Linked DNA regions of Homo sapiens: region 2 is linked to region 1. Evidence: chromatin loops called from intact Hi-C (ENCODE). Cell type or tissue: OCI-LY7. All regions are shown on one strand. Links, peaks and the distances in the headings refer to the core of each region. The heading gives the core; the rest is flanking DNA.

Region 1 (10,215 bases), core at 2,653-7,652:
GAGCTCTCCTTGAGGATAAGTAGGAGTTTTCCCAAAATGGGAGGAGAAAAGACAGAAAAATTGATCTCAAGAGTTTGACCCACTTACGCCTAGTGTTCCATTATTGGAATGCTAAGCATGTGGGAGTTATTTATATCCTACTGCTCAAGATCATCACCAAGATCTGATTGCAAAAATTGCAACCTCAGGCATAAATGGGTCAAGGTGGTAATCACATACTCCTTAGAGAGTGAGCTACTCCCTGAAATTGCTGGCAAAACCCTGTGTTTATGTACATATGTGTGCTTTTCCCACCTTAGGGATAGAGTTTATCTCTTTCAACAGGTTTTCAACAGCTTAAAAACCACTACCATGGGCGGACATGGCAGCCCATGCAAAGTCACAAAGGTGTAATGTAGAGAACAGCACACTCATGGGGTCAACAGTGAGATCAATGAGAACACAGAACAGATTTCTATGGAGGACAGTGGGAAATGAAGCTAAATAAATGTCACCCAACATCAGAGGGAGCACCCAGGACGGGGGGTGGGGCAGAGGTCTGAGGCTGATTCAATACAGCATAAAGGACTAATTAGTACAAGTATAGTGAACAACATCAAGTTAAACAGATGTGGACTTTGCTCTCAGGTGGCTACTCCATCAAATGCAGTTGGTGGACAGGCAAGAAGAACCCAGTTAGCCTGCAGAGAGGCTGTGGGTTGGCAGTTCATTGTGTTAAGAATAGAAGGGCTGACCAGATGGTCAACTCTTTTTTTTAATCTTTGCTTTTTAAAAATTGATCCAAATATTTGTACTTATTTATGGGGTAGCTATTATATTTCGTTACATGCATAGACTGTGTAATGGTCACATCGGAGTATTTGAAGTGTCCATAACCATTAGTCTTTATCATTTCTATGTGTGGAACATCTCAGGTCCTCTCTTCTAGGTATTTTGAAATACACAATACCTTGTTAACTATAGCAAATAACCAGCTCTTTAATCATTCCTTGGTCAAATCTCCATTTCATATACCCCTCCAAACCAAAACAACATTGACTAAATCTGCCTCTGGCCCTGTGAAAGGCCAGCCAAACAGCAAGAGGCCAGCACAAGACATAGCTTCCTCTTCTAGAGCTGAGAATTCACTTTTGATTGTACTGTGGGGCACATAGAACAACATCGAACTCCCAGGTGATGGGAGGGAGAGTTCCTAGGACTAGGGAAACAGGGCCTATGGATGTGAGGTGTGTGAGGAGGTGGGGTGGGGAGGTAATGGTTTTCACTGGATTCCTTTTTATATTTTATTTAGATTAAGTTCTGCTCAGCAGGGTGATTTCTTAATTAGAGCTGCCCAGCCAAGCAGACCTCCAGCTCAAACCCCTGTGCTGCCTTCTAAGGTTTCATGAGGGACCTTGTCCTGCCTTATTTCCTGAGTTCTAATATTTGAATAGTATGCAGTGGATTTCAATGGGAGGAAAAGACATGTAATTTAATCATTGTTATTAGATTTTGCCTGTGGATGGGGAGAGGAGGGGGAAGCAGGAGGGACATGGGTCCTTTCTTTGTTAATTTTCTTTTTCTTTTTCTCTACCTTTCTTCCAGTGGTCAAAGGAAGAGGAGGATCAATGGCCTTTTTTCCTCCCCCCAACCTTTTTTTTTTTTTTTTTTTTTAAACAAAGAAGCAAAGTGAGAACATTAAGCCCGAAAGAGAACTGTGTTCATTGCAGGACTTTTTGAGGTCTGGTTAAGCCATTTATATAAAGAAATTACACAGTTCCTCTTTGGTAACCTCAATCCTGAAAGTTAGTGTGACAGGCCTACAGCTTTTTGTTCTCTTCATCACTCCAGAAGTTGCAGACTGCGCTCAGCAAGACCTCACAACATGGAGGAAAATTAAAGAGATAAGTGGTCCATGGAGTATCCCCTTACCCCACCATAAATTGGCATAATTTTGTGCACAATCCAGGGAGAAGAAAAAGAAGACCAGAAGCTTGCAAACCATTCGAGAGAAGGAAGGGAGCTTTGTCATGTTGCCATCTGAGGCAAGTATACTTGGGATGGGACAGGCAAGCTGAATAGGAATGAAAAAGAGCACTTGGTCAACAAACACACAAATCTATTAAGGTTTTTCAAGAAAGAGAGACAAAATTCAGCATGGTTCACCAAAAAGAAAAAGAAAAGAAAAAAATTATGTCCAGAACTCTCCCAATTGTCCTGCTAAATACACACACACACACACACACACACACACACACCAGCCTATAATCCCCCCTACCCCGCCCCCCACCTCATGCCCCTATCCTGTTGATCTTTCCTCACTTAAAAATTATCAGAAAAGAATTTATTCATTTGGGAGGATTCCAGGCACTACATTTATGTTGCGTTCAGATGAAATGGGATCCAGACTTTTCAAACCGTACTGTTTTACAGATAAAACACAAAGGCAGAACTTCATTATCTGGAGACACTGCCCTTTCTTTTTTCTCCTGCCTTTTGTTTCTGAGCAATTTTAAGCTTGTTTGGAAAGTATCATAACAGGGGCAGAGCGTTTTTTACCACATCTATTTCAGGAGGGTTTTTAATACAGAATAATAAAATTATTGCTAAACAGATGGAAGAGTTTTACTAAAGCTGGAAAAGACACTTTTGCTAATACACCCTATAGGCTGATCTCAATTCTCTCATTGTTAAGAATGCTTGGTCTAAGAGAGTCTTATTTATGTGCCAAATGGCTTTATTAAATCATTATATTAACACAGAAAAAGTCCTATTACAATGGCTGTCTCTGTATGATCAAAACTTGTCCGTGATCCTGCTGATAGCCTATTTATTCTGAAATTTAAAAAGGTAACATTCCAGTACAGCCTAATGTTTGGCCAAGTTTTACAAAATTCATTATAATATGGCTGGAAGGGTTACTATGTCCTAGCCAGGGAAGGCCTAAGTTTTATCAGGGCAGTAGTCCCCTGACAAAAAGAAAACTGTGAAAAAGAGACCTCTCATCCACTCATAGAAATTAATCCCTGGCAACATTGTAATGATTTCACCTGTAGAAATACAATGGGTCTGTGATTTCTACTTTGATTAATAAAAAAGCAAACAAAAACAAAAACGCAGGGTAATCTCAGTGCTTTGGGAGGCTGAGGCAGGAGGAACACTTGAGGCCACAAGTTTGAGACCAGCCTGGGCAACATAGCAAGACCCTGTCAATACAAAAAAATTAAAAACTTAGTTAGGCATGGTAGCTTGTGCCTGTAATTTCAGCCACTCAGGAGGCTGAGGTGGGAGGATTGCTTGAACTTGAGAGTTTGAGGCTACAGTGAGCTATGATCATGCCACTGCACTCCAGCCTGGGTGACAGAGCAAGACTCTGACCCCGACCTACAGCCCCCCGCCGACCAAAAAGAATCCCAGTGGCAAATTCAAAGGCAAATTAATTGCACTGGTGAACCAGGACTATGGCATGTGAAAAGAGTTTAAAAAGCCAGGAGAAGCAAAGTTTGTTGTATACTGGATTTTGAAACCGAATAAACACAGACGCACACACAATTTTTGAATGTAAAATTAATACATGTTGATTGTAGAGAAAAAAAATCACTCCTAAGCCTACCACTGAGAAAGCATATGTGTTTTGGCTGCCCAAGATTGATTTCTGCCTTCATGTGGAAGTAAGCTTTAAAGGCTCTGTGTTAGGGCATAGTCTAGAAACATGGGGCCCAAGGGCACCGGGAAAACTTACAAAGGGAAGAGATGGAACTGGGAGGGTTCAAGCTACCAGTTCCATCTCTCCATGTTTTAGAGAATTGGGGCACTAAGTCAGCCAGGTAAGGTCAGGTCAGAGGAGGGCCCGGATGAAGCATGAGATGCAGAGGGACAGTGCGTGAATGGAGACCTTGGGTAGCACCAACGTGTAGCGGCAGAGGTGGGGTGGATGTGGCTGATGTCAGGGAGAGAATGGGGAGCATGCACAGGGCTCAGTCTTATACATACATTGAAAATCCTTTAGCCTTTCAAAGATTATTAACCCAAATCACCTTTCTTGCTTACTCCAGATGCCTCAGCCTCTGATATAATTGCTAAGTATCTGCCGTGTTAAAAATAAACATTTGAGAATCAAGGGTGATTTTTCTCTTTTCTTTTGAATTGTAATTGCGATGTACTCATGGCCTGCCATGACGTGAGGTCTGGCTTAGATTAGCCCCTGGCTGAGAGACCCATGCTAATTTAGTGCCTGCAATTATGCCTGCCTCTAATCGTGTTCTGCTCTTTGTAGGATGTACCCTTTGCAATAGAAGCAACGGTTATGCTGGGTCATCTATACTTTCTTGCCCCAGGCCGCTTGTGACACACATTGGTGAGACAACTGGCCAGGATTAGGGGTATGATCTGTGACCCTGAAACAGAGTGAAATTGATTGGCAATGAGGGATGAGGGGGGTGATCCTATTAAAATTATAAGCACCGTAAGTATTCTAATATCTGACCCCTCACTGTAATGGATGTGCACCTACCTCCCAGCCATAAAAATGCTTCCAATAAAAGAATCAAAAACGAAAACATGCAGAAAAACTTTTATGTATGAGTGCATTTGTCTGAGGTGTCATCCAGCTGTAGCTTCAGAGTAGGGGTGCACATGTCAATTGAGAATGATCAGCCTTTGCTTTCTGTCTGCAGAGGCTGGCAAAGGGGAAACAAGCTGCATAGTTTAGTGCTGGCAAAATAAACCACTATGCAGTTATAAACAAGAGTGGGTGGGTGAGTTGAAAGATGGGTGGATGGGTGAGTGGGTTGGTCCCCTTCCTGATGTATAAAAACAGAACTCCTAGGTTTGGGGTTCATGTTACAATTGGACTCCAGGAAAACAGACTATACATTCAAAATCTAAACCAGTTTTAAAGTATAAATTAAAAAGTATTTTCCCTCTAGCACATTTAGATATTATTGTTTACTAAGAGAAAGAAGAACAGGCTACATGCCGTCTTCGATAGCTCCCTCATGCTCCTAGATCCACAAATGATACCAGGGAAGCCACTGCTTGCCTCTGTGCCTTTGGGGAGGCGGAGGTTGTAGGGGGAAGTCTGAAAGCTCACCATCACGGAGCTCCAACTCCTTCTTCCTGGGATGCGGCACTTGCCTGTGAAGCCACAGGAGGCTGGAGGGGTAGAGGCTGGGGGCAGGAAGAGGAGGAAGTGAGGAAGGGGGCGATGCCCGGGAGGGCTCTGGGAGAGTAACCAATTCCTTCACTGGGGGCAGGCGGGAGTCTCCAGGGTCACTATGGGGCAACCTGTGAAGGGAAGGGAGGAAAGGGATTTCCGGAAGTCTCCCGCTCTCCCTCCTGCCTGCTTCCCTCCTTCCCCTAGCGGTTGATTGCGAGGAGCAGCGGAAGGAAGGATGTATCAAACCGAAAGAAGAAAGAACCCCTGCCAGTCGCCCCCATGACATCCGACTCTGAACGGCAGCGATCTAGAGGCTGTGGCGTGTTGCAGATTAACAGCAGCGAGGGCAGGAGGCAAATCAGATGCCGCAGGAGCTGACTGTTTTCTTTAGCCCTGAGAGCTGACTGTAGGCACAGGTTGCATATCAAAGGCAACGGGAATCAGTCTGTGGCAATATTACATCAGGTCCTGGACTGGTGGTGGTGTTGGTTGCGGGGGTGGGCGGTGGGGTCCAAGTCCTAAAAGATGTCAGTCAAACACCAGCTGAGCTTCTAGACCTCCTTCTGTGGCCCTTCTTCTGATCAAGTATGCAAATAATAATACAGTCAGGCTCTACCTCCTGCAATTAGCACAGGGGAGGGCTGAGTAACTGGGAGGACTTAGCCTTCTCCCTGTGGTTATCTTGTAAGGCTTTGAAGTGTAACTTTTGTTTTGTTTTGCTTGCTTTCCCCCTGCATAGAAATTTCCCTTAAGGGAAGGGTGGGTCTAAACTACCTTTAAAATGAGTTTCCACTCCCTGAACAAGGCTTGTAAAAGCTTGAGAGAAAATGCCAGGGGAAAGCATGGAAACTTTCTGGGGATAAACTATGGGTCTCCACCTTTGCACTTAATCAGGGGACAGCCACTAACCCCAGTAGCTGCATGCTTTCTGCCACCTTCATCTACCTGAGCAAAACTTCAAGGACATGTTTATGCTGAATCTCCAGAGAGAGCAATAGAAGCCCAGCTTGAGGGAAATGACTGGACCTTGATTACTTAGGATAAAAAGAGATCAATTTATGGTAGGACTATCTATTTATGTCTGCACATTCATCAGGTTTGCCTAGGAAAGGAGTCTCAGAAAATGTGTTGGAATTGGGCACTTCTGATGTCTATCCTATTCCTTGTCTTGGTTGATAACACTTTCTCCAGTCCCCAGATCTCATTTTAGGAAATGAGACTTGTTATCAGGCATCCTAGAGCCTCCATATTTTTCTGAGTCTTTCTGTGTCTGCCGGCACCATTGACGTTGTTACTATTGCTGGTTTTCCTCTTATATTTTCTGTGAAAATGCTTAGGAGCTTTTAAGAACTGGTGGCCACCAGAGAGGTTAAACATTATAAACAATATAAAGCAAAGGAATCTTAGTGTGCTGTCTTTGGGGTGTGTCATTGCTGTACAGCTTCTCTTTTTTTCCTAAAAAACCCTAATCATCTTCTGTGGTGGGAGGGGTTGGAGTTGAAGGGATGGCTAGTTGAGGTGGGGGCAATTTGTGCTGTACCTGTCTCTGACAGTCTTTTAATTTTTCATTCGTCTATGCAAATTTATTGTAAAAGAGGTATGGCTTTTTCATTCTTTCACTCATTGACTTAGCCATTCAACAAACATATATCCAGCATGTGCCTTGAGTAGGACAAGGCTGAACACTGTTTTTAAAAGGTATGTTTCTGTAAAGATGCACTCTTCCCTGACCACCAGACCCTGCCAAACCTTTGAGAGAGTGTCTCTGAGAAGGAATGAGCAAGGGAAAATATCCCATTAGAAGGGAACTCTTGGGTCCTCACCCCTCCTGAGATAGAGATGAATAAGGGCATCTTCTAAAGCACTGAGAACTGTTAAGCTGTCCTTAAGCGGGTGAGGGATATGACTTTTGAAAATAATAGTAAAAACAGTTTATGTGGGGATAGTTTATGAGAGTTCACAGAACCCTTTCATGTGTGTTACTAGAATGAGTGTTGGGTTGAAGATTAGGCAGACATGCTCCCAATAATACTTTTGAAGCGCTGGACACATGCTGTGTTTCACCAAGAAGTTAGCAATTGTTCATAGTTGTAGTATCTGTGACACAGGTCCCAAATGTTCAGATTAGCTAACGTGACCAAAGAGGAGAGGCTTGACATCTCTTTCGCTTGGTTCCATCTCCTTATTTTGTCACTCAACCTAGTGTGTGTGGTCATCCGTTCACAAAACAAAACAGAGATGAAAAACCAACTTAAAAAAACAGGGCTGGGCACGGTGACTCACGCCTGTAAACCTAGCACTTTGGGAGGTCGAGGCAGGCAGATCACGAGGTCAGGAGATGGAGACCATCCTGGCTAACACGGTGAAAACCCGTCTCGACTAAAAATACAAAAAATCAGCTGGGCGTGGTGGTGGGTGCCTGTAGTCTCAGCTACTGGGGAGGCTGAGGCAGAAGTATCGCTTGAACACAGGAGGCAGAGGTTGCAGTGAGCCAAGATTGCACCACTGCACTCCAGCCTGGGCAACAGAGTGAGACTCTGTCTCCAAAAAAAAAAAAAAATGTATATATAATATATATAAAAATATATACATAATATATAAAATATATATTTTATATATTTTATATATAATATATAAAATACATATGTATTATATATTAAAAATATACATAAATATATATAGAGAGAGTGATGATTTTAGGGAACAAGTCTGATTTCAGGATTTTGGGTTGCTTCTGTTCCTCTGGGTGTTTTCTTGGACCCAGAGTCAATATTTAAAACAAAACAAAACAAAAACACCTACCAATTCTCAAGTTTTGACCCTTGTGTCATTTATCATCAGAAGTCATGGGATGCACAATTATAGGACCCAGGATTGAGTTAATCTTTGAGGGATAAATTGTGGCACATTCTGTTTTTGAGGGCTGTTGCAAATCTAAATATCTTTGTCAGTGATTTATGATCTTCTGTGATTGTTTATTTAGTTTCCTTGGTCAAAAAAAAAAAAAAAAAGGCAGCTTTTAGGGTCAGCCTTCTGTGAACAGCGGCTGGACATCTCAACAGCCTCAGCCCAGCCTTGGGCTTCTGCTGAGATGCAAGCATAATGACCAGGAATGTGATCTATCCCCAGCCAGATGGTCAATAGCTGGAAATACTACTCCCTCCACGGTAATTACAATCTAGGGGAGGTTGAGAGGGAGGATCAGCAAATCTGGTTGATCTGAATGGATTTCCACTCCACGTTCAAGCATTTTGGGTTTGAGAAAACCCCCAACACTTCGAGCCCTGGGCATTTTTTCCATTAATATTTTAAATTGATGTTCATGTCAAGGGAAATTTAATACATAGGTTTCTGATTCATTTACACTTAACTCATCAAAATATTGTTCTGTAAGAAGTGATTGGTGTCCAAGAAATCTTAAGAGCCTTTTTATAAGCTTTTAAACTTCTTTTAAACGTTAAGAAACAGAAGTTACAGTCTCCCCAGTGTAAACAGGAGTGAATCCCTGGTTGAGGGGGAGGGAATGCGGGAGGATGGAGAGAGTGGATATAAGGCGCCAAGACACACTGACCTCAGTCCTTGAGGGACAAGAAAGTGGAGCCCAGGACTTTCCAGTCCCCACCTAGTGATCAACGTCTCACCCACGGTCAGGGGAGCAACTGGTGGTTCTACTTTTTTGAATTCTGAAGGCAAAGGCAAGCTTTTTTTAGGGGTCCTGCTGTTGGCAGAGAAAGCTCCCAAGAGTTCTGCAGAGAAGAAGGATATAGACTCCAAAATTTTACTTCCAGGCAAGGCCTCCCCCCACCCTCTTTTTCCCCTTCAAAGAAAGTGCTCATAATGTATCCTTTCATTTATAATTTTATGAAGGTCTCAATTGAACATGTAAAGAAAGTGGAAAAATTCTAAGTTGCCATGGATGTTTGGCATTTTTCCTACTATACTAAAATCTACTTTCTGCCCCAAGCAAAATGGTTTCAGAGATTCCAATAAAAGGGGGTGGAAGACAGTGAGAGCAGAGGTCTGGAATCAGAGTCTTCATGAAATGTATTTGTATTTTAATTATTTGAATATGATCGACTTCTGTTTCACCCTATTTCACTTGGCTTCCTGTGGTAAAATACAGCTCCTTTGCATTTCATAAAGCTTGTAACTTCTGTAAATGAACACTCACGTGTTTTATCTTGTTTTACTCATCCTTCTACAAAATGATAACTGTAGCAGAATTCAGCATCTATGGCTTAGGTTTGTTTATTTGTTATATATTGTTTTTATTTTTCCTCTTTTGTTTTCTTAGAAGAGGGAAAGCTTGAGAATAAATCAGCAATGATAAAAATTTTGTTCTGTTTTTGGAGTTTTCAAAAATTCTCATAATTTTAAGAAAATGCAGAAAGCATTCATATTCAGAAAAGGAGCCAAGGAATAGTGTTAGACACCACTTCAGATTTATCCAATATAATATTTACAAAGTGGTGGCTTTTTTTCTTAGTGTAAGTTTTAATCTATTGGTATTAGCAATATCTGCTTTTCTCCTGCCTTGCTTTACACAGATTCATGATTTTCTAAAAACTGATGTTTTACTCAAATTGAGGTAGGTTCTTTTCTACTGTCTTACATAACTTTGGGTGCATAGACCAAGATTATTTATACACTGTAGAAGTCGATGGTATTAAATCCGCTCAAGAAGTAAGAGAAGTCAGAGGCTAAGTCACGAAAAACCTTTGTCAAAAGACTGTAGGGTGAATGTGGTTTTTGCATCCAAAGCTTTACCTGTGGGTCTAATATAGATTCTGTGCATTCATCTTCTGCAGGGACCATTTCAGTAGAGCCTTTTAAGACACATGTTTTGGAATACAGTCAAATGCGTGCTGCTGTATGACCAGCCTATTTGGTAAGGATTGCCCAAAACTTCTGTCTTGTCAGATTTAGATGTGGAGATTTTTTTGAAGAAATTGCATGTAGAAATTCTTCCATGAGTTCTGATAGGAACATGAAAAACATGCTTCTGAAAAACAGGGTAGACGTCTGAGTACTTTGAGACACTCATCTACTACTATTGTTGAAGTGTTTCTTTTTTTGAA
Region 2 (10,215 bases), core at 3,449-8,448, 480 kb before region 1:
CCTCACAGCCCTTAGAGGCTAAGCCCCGACTCCGTGTTTCGGTTTTAGGCTTGGACTGAATGAGTTCTAGGATTCTTTGGAGATTCCACCTTAAAAAAACTGTGGTAAAATACATATAACAATATAACATCATTTACCGTTTTAACCAACTTAAAGTATACGGTTCAGTGACATGAAAGCATTTACAGTGTTGTGCAACCATCACCACTATTTGTATTCAGAACTTTTTTCCAAGTCCTTTAAAAATCTTTATTGAATGAAAATTGGTATGCATAAATTGTACATTGTTTAATACACACATTTTGAAGAGTCTGGACGTATGCATACACCACCCCAAAAGGAAAGCCTGCGCTCATTAGGCGGTCATTTCTCCATTCTCCCTTCCCTCCAGCCCCTGCCAAACATTAGTCTACTTTCTGGCTCTATGGATTTGCCTATTCTGAATATTCTACATAAACAGAACCTCACAATATGTGGCCTTTCGTGTCTGGCTTCTTTCACAGAGCATAATAGCTTCAAGGTTCTGGAGATCCACTTTTGTCTTCTACTTAGAGGGTGGAGACTGATCTAAGGAACGGTGGGTGACCGCTGGAGACCTGTGGGGAGGTCTTAACTTATTTCTGGCAGTAGTTCCTTGTTCTTGGCAGCCTTGAGCCTCTGATCTCTCCAGCAGTGGCCTGGTACCTGGAGAATTTCTGCTGCATATTTGGGGAGGTCATTTTGACTTTCACTGAAACCGCCAGGCCCTCCCTCTTCCCTGGGCCTCTGCCACCTCCCTGATCCAGTCAGATGCTTCTGTCCTGCCATCTCTGGGTCAGAAATCTGACAACTCATGGAAACAGTTCATCTTTGGGCACTTGGGCTCAGCACACTGGGTAGAAAAGCCTCTCACTTTTAATCAGAGAGCCGGATGACAAAATTAGGGGTGTGTGTTTTGGGGTTAGCTGGGGGTTTGAGTCTCAGCTCTGCCATCACCTAGCTAGGTATCCTCAGTGCTCCCACCTATCAAATAGAAGTGGCCGTGCCCATCTTTTAGGACTATGATGATTGAATGCACTGATAACTTTAAGTTACTTTGTGTAGTGCCTGGTGTTTAGGATGTATACGGTAATTGGTGATTGTTAATGAAATCTAGGTTAAAAAGATAATCAGTGCAGTACCCCATCCTCCTACCACCCTATCAACGTTTGCCATTCTAGAGTTTTTAGCAACTTTTAGAAACCACACAGGGCTTTAGTGCATCTTGTCACTAGATGGATTTGCTAGTTTTCAGGATTCTAGAAGGCTCCAAACTCAGATCATGGTTTGGTCCGTGACAAGGAGAAAACCTTGGTTATATGCAAGACCGTAACAAAATTTCCCCATTTCTTTTCTTTTTTTCCTTTTTTTTTTTTTTGCCCCGCCATTTTTGGAATTTCTTATAGTCTAAGATGATTCTTACTATACTCATGTTTCCATCCCACCAAACCTTGAATCCATTGAGACTCAAATGGGCTCTAGAGAGCATGAAAGAGTTAACGTGTCCCTGAGTGCCCAGTTTCTTACAGGATTAGGGGAAAAGTGACTTTATTTTTATTTGCAGCCCGACTCAAGCTCAGTGTAATTCCACAAACTGTTGAATACCTTCTACGGGAGTTCACAGGCAGTCCGTGGGGATGGTCACAGGCACGTGATGTCAGGTTCTGTTTTTGGCTGTCTTGAGTGATTAGTGAGTTGCGTAACCTCTTTGTTCACCAGGTCCCTGTCTGGGAATCATTTGCCCTCAGCCTGTGTGTGTCCTGTGGGGCGAGAGGGGGAGTGCTCTGCTCACCACCCTGCACCCGCTGCCCGGCTCTGCTTCCCACTCTTGGCTGGTGCCCCGTGGGCCTTTCAGGCGATCTGGGCGGAAGTAGGTCAGGGACCTTCCAGCTGTGGGATCCCCAGTGGGGTGAGTCCGTTGCTTTGCTTGGCTGTTGGAGCTGAACCCACTTTTGTTTCCTAAAGGAGTAGCCTTTTAGTTTTAATTGAAAAAGCAAGCACCGTACTTCTGTCAAGCAAAAAGGTGTGAATTTCCTTCTTTTTTTTCCTCCCTGATATTATATGTGTATTTTTTTCTTTAGGAAGGGTGAGCCTGTGGATTTTCTTCCTAAAGTCAGTTTTATTGAGGAATAATTTACATACAGTAAAATTCATCCTTTTTTTAGTGTTCAGTGGACTCCATTTCTTTTTTCTTTTTTTTTTTTCTTTTGAGACAGGGCCTTGCTCTGTCATCTAGACTGGAGTACGGTGGTGCCATCAGAGCTCACTGCAGCCTTGATCACCCAGGCTTAAGCTATCCTCCTGCCTCAACCTCCCGAGTAGCTGAGACCACAGGCATGTACTACCATGCCTAGCTAGTTTTTCCATTTTTTATTTTTTGTAGAGACGGAGGTCTCACTGTATTGCCCACGGTGGTCTTGACCTCTTGGCCTCAAGTGATCCTCCCATCTCGGCCTCCCAAAGTGCTGGGTTTACAGGCATGAGCCACTGTGCCTGGCTAGGATTTCAGTTTTTAATGCAAGGCTGTCTTCCTAAAATATCCCCATAATCAGATTTGGAGTGCTGTGGCTTCATCTAGGCATGCAGAGTTGAGTACCTGAGAAGGCAGTGCTTGATGTATGGTCCTTGAGATGAAATGGATTCAGGCATACTAAGAAAGTGGTACAAGGGAGACACATTAAAATGAGTTTTTACCCTTTCATTGTGAGAGTTGAATGACAATTGCTAGACATTTGCCTATGTAGTTTTAGAAAGATTCTAACTGGAGCAGCGCTTGGCTGGAGGAGGTCAATTGTATGTCTGCGGAAAGGGTTCAGACAGACTTGTCATCATTTCCTGGCGCTGACCCTGGCTCTTACCTGGAAAGCCCCTAAACCACCCACCCCAGGGATCCACGGTGCAGGGAAGGTGGTCATGCAGAAAACAACCTCTAGCGAGTTGCTCGGCTGAGGCCCTCTGTAGGTGACCTTGTCTTGCCTCCAAAAGACTGGACCTCCTTTTCTTCTTCAGTGGTAAAAGGAGTTTCTTGGTGCCACCGTGGGCTCTGGGCAGAGACTGTGCCTTCCTCCCTTTTGTGTCTGAGTCGCCCCGCATGCTTTGGCGCAGGGAGTTTGGGCCAGAGCGATCTCCAGCCCCTTCCAGTTCACTGGCTCTGTGATAAGGTTCCTGGGGATTTTGTGTCATGTTGCTTGGAAACCAGATGGAAATAGGCCAATTACCATTGAAGTGGGGCGGCTCCTGAATGTTCCAGGACCAGGAGATTTGAGCTAGGCTTGGGACCTTCTCTTTGCTGGGTCTCTCCCTGGTCCTGCCTCCTAAGAAAGAGAAAACAAGCAAATACTCTGTCTACATTCAGATACGATGCCTTACATGAGAGTAAGAGAGCAGGAGGAAACTGCTCAGCTGCCTCATTTTCCTCCTGGGGTGGAGGTGGATGATTGTCTTGCCTTCAATCTTTAAGAGGCTGAAGCCAGCCTCTGACCACCTTGGGCATGATGGCTGGACCCGCAATGTGCCTGTCAGTAGAAGGAAGGGAGATTTCGAAGGCTGGAGAGGACAGCTTTGTCTCTTCGCAGCAGCCTGTGGGCTCCCAGCCATATCCTGGCTGAGCGATAGCACATCCAGCTTGCTTGGGGCCAGGGCTGAATCACCATGAATCCCCCACAGCTTGGCAGTGGCTGCTTAAAGAGACCCAGGGCTGAAATAACAGGGGAGGTTAGAGGCTCTCGCTGGAATCAGGCTAAATGAGAGAATGGCAAAGATGAGGGAATCTATCAGAATCTACTGAGATTCAGGGATAGGCCGGGCCTGTCTGCAGGGGAAGAGATGGGTGTGGGCATTGGAGCATTGCTACAGGAAGCCCAGGGGCCAGCTCTGTGGGCTTAAGCTCGATGCCTTCATTCCAAGGGGCCCTTCTACTAACACAATTTAACATGATTGAGAGTTTTCACTTTGCTAAAGTCCTTAAAGACCTTGCCACATTTAAGCCTACCCACTGTCACATATATATTGGCCCATTTTACAGATGAGAAAGCGAGGCGTAGAAGGATTAAGTAACTACCCAAAGTCAAGAGCAGATGGATTATTTCTCCCTCAGGTTGTGTCGCTACCTTTTTAGGCCAATCCTTTGTTAGCTTGCTTGCACAATGGGATTCCTAAGCCTGGAGGAAGCTACCTCTATCTGCAGTCACAGCTCATTGCTGTGTGTGCTTGATTAATGTTGGTCCTGTGTTAGTCTATTATCATAGTGCTATGAAGAAATACCCGAGACTGGGTAATTTATCAAGATAAAGAGGTTTCATGGACTCACAATTCCACATGGCTGGGGAGGCCTCACAATCATGGCGGAAGGAAAAGGAGAAGCAAAGGCGCCTCTTACATGGTGGCAGGCAAGAGAGTGTGTGCAGGGGAACTGCCCTTTATAAAACCATCAGATCTCGTGAGACTTATTTACTGTCATGGGAATAGCATAGGAAAAACCTGCCCCCATGATTCAATTACCTCCCACCAGGTCCCTCCCATGACATGTAGGGACTATGGGAGCTACAATTCAAGATGAGATTTGGGTGGGGACACAGCCAAACCATATCAGGTCTCCTTCCACTGGACTGGGGAGCTGGATGTTTTTGTTGCATATTTTATCTCCAATACTTGGCAAATTAGACTCTTTAATTGTTGAATGTGGCCAGGCATAGTGGCTCATGCCTGTAATCTCTGCACTTTGGGAGCCTGAGGTGGGAGGATCACTTGAGCCCAGGAGTTCGAGACCAGCCTGGGAGATATAGGGAGACCCCATTGCTAAAAAAAAAAAAAAAAAAAAAAAAAATTGGCCAAGCATGGTGGTGCATACCTGTAATCCCAGCTACTCAAGAGGCTGAGGTGGGGCTGAGTGCAGTGGCTCACGCCTGTAATCCCAGCACTTTGGGAGGCTGAGGCGGGCAGATCATGAGGTCAGGAGATCGAGACCATCCTGGCTAACATGGTGAAACCCTGTCTCTACTAAAAATACAAAAAATTAGCCAGACGTGGTGGCGGGCGCCTGTAGTCCCAGCTACTAGGGAGGCTGAGGCAGGAGAATGGCGTGAACCCGGGAGGCAGAGCTTGCAGTGAGCCGAGATTGCACCACTGCACTCCAGCCTGGGCAACAAGAGTGAGACTCCATCTCAAAAAAAAAGAAAAAAAAAATGAGGCTGAGGTGGGAGGATTGCTTGAGCCCAGGAGGTCACAGCTGCAGTGAGCCGAGATTGTGCCACTGCCTTCCAGCCTGGGAGACAGAGTGAGATCCTGTCTCAAAAAAAAAAAAATGTTGAAGATGTGAATGAATGAATGACCCCAAACTCTTATGGCTAACTTTTTTGCCACCTAGTAGACTCCAGCTGCTGCTAGGCTGGGTGTGTGTAGAATAAGGCCCTGTGAACACAGACATCCCTCTCGGGAATAAGAGCTGAGCAGTGCACTTCACGGTCCCCAGGCGGCCCACACCATCTGTTTGCTGCAGCAGGATGGCTTGGGTGGTCCATCCAGGGCCCTGCCCAGAGTCTCTTGGGGCCAAGGCTTTCCCACCCTGTCCCTCTCACTGCCCACCTCCAGGTAGGCACAGTAGGGAGGGCTGGCAGGAATGACCCAGGAGTGAAAGCAATCCTCTTGTCTTCTGGTGGGAGGATGGAGGGGCCAGGGCAAACTGTGAACCAGCCTTTGGACGGGGTACCCACCCACTTCCGTGACTCTCCTTGCCCCCCTCTGCTGGGCTCTTTAGGGAGCATCGAGCTCTCATGTTACTTTAGTGGTTGAGGCCACCCCTGGATTTCCCTCCTGAAGTGTCCCGTGTTGCAAATGGCCCTTTGTTCTTTCTTCTCTAGGGTATGGGAAATGTGGTGGCTGCCCCAGGTCTATGCAGCAGGGGAACCTGAGAGCCTCCTAAGGGAGGAGGGGCAGAGTTTTCTAGAAGCTGGTGTTCATGTAAATAACCCTGGGTGCTTCAGTGATTAGTCCCAGCTAGGAAAGTAGACAGAGAACCAACCCAATCAAGTTGTGAGAAATTGAAAGCACTCCAGCTTTCTTACAGATATTTTCTTTTTCTTTTTTTGGTCAGGGGGACGGAGTCTCGCTGTATCGCCCAGGCTGGAGTGCAGTGGCTTGATCTGGGTTCACTGCAACTTCCACCTCCCAGGTTCAAGCAATTCTCTGGCCTCAGCCTTTCAGGTAGCTGGGATTACAGGCGCATGCCACCATGCACGGTTAATTTTTGTAGTTTTAGTAGAGACAGGGATTCGCCATGTTGGCCAGGCTGGTCTTGAACTCCTGAACTCAAGTGATCTGCCTGCCCTGGCCTCCCAAAGTGCTGGGATTACAGGCGTGAGCCACTGTGCCTGGCTGATATTTTCTTTAAAATGAAATAAATATATAATTGGAGGGCATTACAGGTGATGTGAAGGTAGCAAGGCAGCTTGTGGTTTTTAAAGGAGGAGGAGTGTGGCTGTCCCTCAGTGACTCCTCTAAGTTCAATGACCTGGAGACCAAGAGAAGGGGACATTTGAGGATCTCGACCTTGTCCTTCCAGCAGGTGCTCCCAAGCCACCTCTGGGCCTGAGAATAGGCATCACATGACTCTGTTTAATCCTCCGACACAGCAAGGAGTGGCATTCTGGATCCACACTGCCTGCCTTTGAGCCCTGGCTGAAGCCTCTCTGATTCAGCCTCCTGAAGGACTTCCAGGGACTTCGCTACTTTCCCTGTCCCCTCTCACCTCCCACTATCTGCCCCCAGAGGTGTGGCTTGAGTCACCTCCTTAGGAAGTTTGTCTTTTATGTTGGATTTCTATGTAGCTCAATTACACCATGGTTATTCCTAAATGTCAGGCTTAATTTGTTGCAAGTTTTACTTGATCCCAACAGTGTGTTTTATTTACAGTAGGGAAGTCTATTCGTATAACCTCCCTCTTTTACAGTTTGTGCTTACAGAGTATGCATAACTATTCCCAATTAAAAGAAAACAAACACACACAACACTGTTGGAGTATTGCTTATAGCGCGGGGCTTTGGTAAAGCCTCACATCAGTGTGGTCCCTTTTCTCAAATTCTGCTTCATGACAAAGCCCACATACGTACACTTACACACTCCTTCAGAACGCTACAGTCTGATCTTGTAATGGCTTGGGTTTCAATTTAAGGTTGGTAGGTTGAATCACCTAAATTTTACAGATCTCCAAATAGGTCTAAAAAAGCTCCCATTCACAGAAATGTGCTTGCTTCACCCTGGAAGATACACGCGGAAATAACAGTGCTTTGGTTTTCAAGGCTTTCGTTTCTCTTTGCAGTAACTTGCTCCTCCTGTACTTAACGCAATACTCCATCAGCTAACAAGAGAAAGCGTCTCTTTTGTTTTTTTGTCTCTGCAGCTTTATTGAGGTGCAGCTGACTAATAAAAATTGTATTTATGTATTCATGGTATGCAACATGATGATTTGATATACATTGTGAAATAAGTTTTACAATCAAATTAATCACAATCAAATTAATTAGTGCATTCACCACCCCACATAATTACCGTGTGTGTGGGGTTGGGGGTAAGGACACTTAAGATCTACTCTTTTAGCAAATTTCAAGCGAGCCATGTTGTATTATTAACTATTGTCACCATGCTGTGCTTTAGATCCCCAGAACAAATTCATCTTGTAGCTGAAAGTAATCAGGTTCTATATGTGGTCCCTGGACTGAAGTCCTCTCCTCCCTGGTGGCTGGGAAACCATGTAGGACAAAGGGCATGAATGTCTTCTGGGCAGATGCTAAGTCCCTGTAACCAATTAGATTTTTCTCTTCCGTGGACTGATCCTCCTGTGGTTTCTGGGCAGAATTCAAAGTGAAATGGGTTCTACCAGCCACTCAACCAGACCACAGAGGCCCTAGGGAGGCAGCAAGCTCAGGATGGGTCCTGGGCATTGTTTTGCTTGGGGAAGTGAAACTGGCATCCTTTGCTTCAAAGGCTTCATCCCTCCTGACTTGAAGGTGTGGCCTTGACCAGAGTGACAAGATTGCAAACACTGGGGTGAAGAAAATGTATCAGGTTGCAGCCTTTTTCCTTCCAGAATATTCTCAACTTCCTGTTGCTTTTTCAAATCAGTTACATTTTCAGAAGAGACTCTTAGTTTAAAGCAGTGCCCCTCTTTAAGAGGTTGTGTTGTGTATTAATTCAAGCTGAGCTTGGCATGGAAGAGCATTCCCTCTGACCAGTAGCTTGTTTTTTTTTTCTTTCTTTCTTTTTTCTTTTTTTTTTTTCTTTTTCTTTTTGCAAGCCAGAATGGCGCTGAAGAATTCCCCAGCATGGGGTAGGGCTCAATTTCTCGGAACCTTCCAAGCCGCCTTTTTTTCCCAGTTATCCTAAATATATAGCGTTTTATAGTGTTTCTAAGCATGGGGACAAAGTGTTTTGCACCAAAGAACAGGAGTCTCAAAATAAAATATGGGCTTCCTTTGGACAAGGAACCATGGCCGCAGTTAGCATGCTGGGCAGGTTCCTGGTTCAAGCTCAATTTGAACTATTTCTAGATATGCAAGCAGTTTTATAATCTCTCTCCTTCCCCCTATTCCTTTCACCATTAAAAAAAAACCAGGCTTATAACTTTGCTGACTATCAAATCCTTTGTCCTTCCTGTTACATGCGTTACCACAGGAGCCTGCTCAAAGCTTTTCCTTTAGGGAGTTTCAATAGACACTACAGAGAGATGAGAAGGAAATTAAACTCGGTGGGGGTTGCCCCTGTACCCCGAAAGTAATTCCATGATTGAAATGCCAAAAGCCCGAACATCTCTTTCGCTGTCAGACCCAGAGAGGAGAGTGAGACAAACTTGAGTTGACGAGAATGGAACTTTAATTTCTGGGTGGTTGTTCGAAATCATCAGTCTGGTTTTGGGGAACATGACTGTCTCGAAAGTCCTTTAACTCTTTCCAGTCCCATAGCTTTTTCTTTCGAGGGTAGTGGACAAGTTAGTTTACCAGGGAAGTCATTTATTGTCCAAAATGAATTTAAGTTAAAGCTACTCATTTATTGGTGGTAAGGCAAATGGGTTCAGGCTTTCTGGAGGAGAATAGCCAAATGAATGAAAAGCCTTGAATGGCATATTCTTGACATGCTATCAGTGCATTTCTAGAAATTTCTTCTGAGGACACCATTGATAAGTTTGCCCATCCTGTGTTTATGAGACAGTGAAAAATGCAAACTGTGGAAACGCCCTTCAGGAGCAGAGTATCCCCATCCATAGAGTGGAATATTAGGGAGCTATTGAAAGTGGTGCTATAGGCTGGGCACGGTGGCTCATGCCTGTAATCCCAGCACTTTGGGAGGCCGAGGTGGGCGGATCACCTGAGGTCGGGAGTTCAAGACCAGCCTGATCAACATGGAGAAACCCCATCTCTACTAAAAATACAAAATTAGCCAGGCATGGTGGTGCACGCCTGTAGTCCCAGCTACTCGGGAGGCTGAGGCAGGAGAATCGCTTGAACCCAGGAGATGAAGGTTGCGGTGAGCCGAGATCACGCTGTTGCACTCCAGCCTGGGCAACAAGAGCGAAACTCCATCTCACACACACACACACACAAAAAAAAAAAAGGAAAAAAAGAAAAAAAGACGAGAGAGTGGTGCGTGATGCTATAGACTTATATTTGTTGATTAAGAAATCTGTCCATGATATATTGTTGTGTACAATCAATTTGTTTTAAAACCATATGAGTGCCTTACAATGTGATATCCTGGAACAGAAAAAGACATTGGTGGAAAAACAGGAGTACTCTGAATAAAATCTGTAGTTTAGTTAAAAGTAATGTACCAATGTTAATTGCTTAGTTTTGACAGATGTCCTGTGGTTATGTAAAATGTTCACATTAGGCAAAGCTGAGTGAAGGAACTCTTTGTACTATCTTTGTCAATTTTCTGTAAATCCAAAATGATTATAAAATAAATTTTTTTTCCAAAAGGCATATAAACACATTTAAGACTTTTGGAAGGATTTTAAACAAAAGATTAACCCTCTGAATGCTGGGATTATGGGTGATCTTAATTTTGTAGTTTTCAATGATAATTTTGTTAAAAGCCAAGAAAGCTCATTTGTTCTGTGAAAAGAAAGTAGCCTATAAGTATAATTTCGTTGTTCAGATACTAGAGCCCATCTCTCCATCACAATTCACAGTTGTTTCTGGGTTGAAG

What was found. Peaks named below come from ENCODE experiments on the same cell type or tissue, not always from the same donor. Only the 100,000 strongest peaks of a DNase experiment are listed, where the experiment ranks them.
Region 2: it touches region 1 in a loop (4-fold over the local background); 2 of 110 quality-filtered maps call a loop at or near these places.

The regions. Positions count from the first base shown.
Region 1 is chr17:72,025,708-72,035,922 of GRCh38, reverse strand. LINC01152 (long intergenic non-protein coding RNA 1152) reads right to left here and starts at 5,269. Exons shown (of 3, transcript NR_110132.1): 1 at 5,072-5,269. It overlaps ROCR (regulator of chondrogenesis RNA), which reads left to right and starts at 9,944. Exons shown (of 3, transcript NR_110876.1): 1 at 9,944-10,025. It overlaps LOC102723517 (a long non-coding RNA gene), which reads left to right. Exons shown (of 3, transcript NR_110877.1): 3 at 1,585-1,816. RefSeq lists an enhancer at 5,374-6,144. In OCI-LY7, for the core only: a CTCF peak has its summit at 5,334; DNase peaks (open chromatin) are centred at 5,452 and 5,702; H3K4me3 peaks cover 4,075 bases; H3K27ac peaks cover 4,423 bases.
Region 2 is chr17:72,508,502-72,518,716 of GRCh38, reverse strand. The region is part of intron 1 of LINC00673 (long intergenic non-protein coding RNA 673); the gene reads left to right. Among named protein-coding and RNA genes, the nearest start is that of LINC00673, 79 kb to the left of the region's middle. RefSeq lists enhancers at 1,312-1,820, 2,783-2,972, 3,120-3,620, 7,747-7,876. In OCI-LY7, for the core only: a CTCF peak has its summit at 5,816; DNase peaks (open chromatin) are centred at 5,456 and 7,966; H3K4me3 peaks cover 1,628 bases; H3K27ac peaks cover 1,573 bases.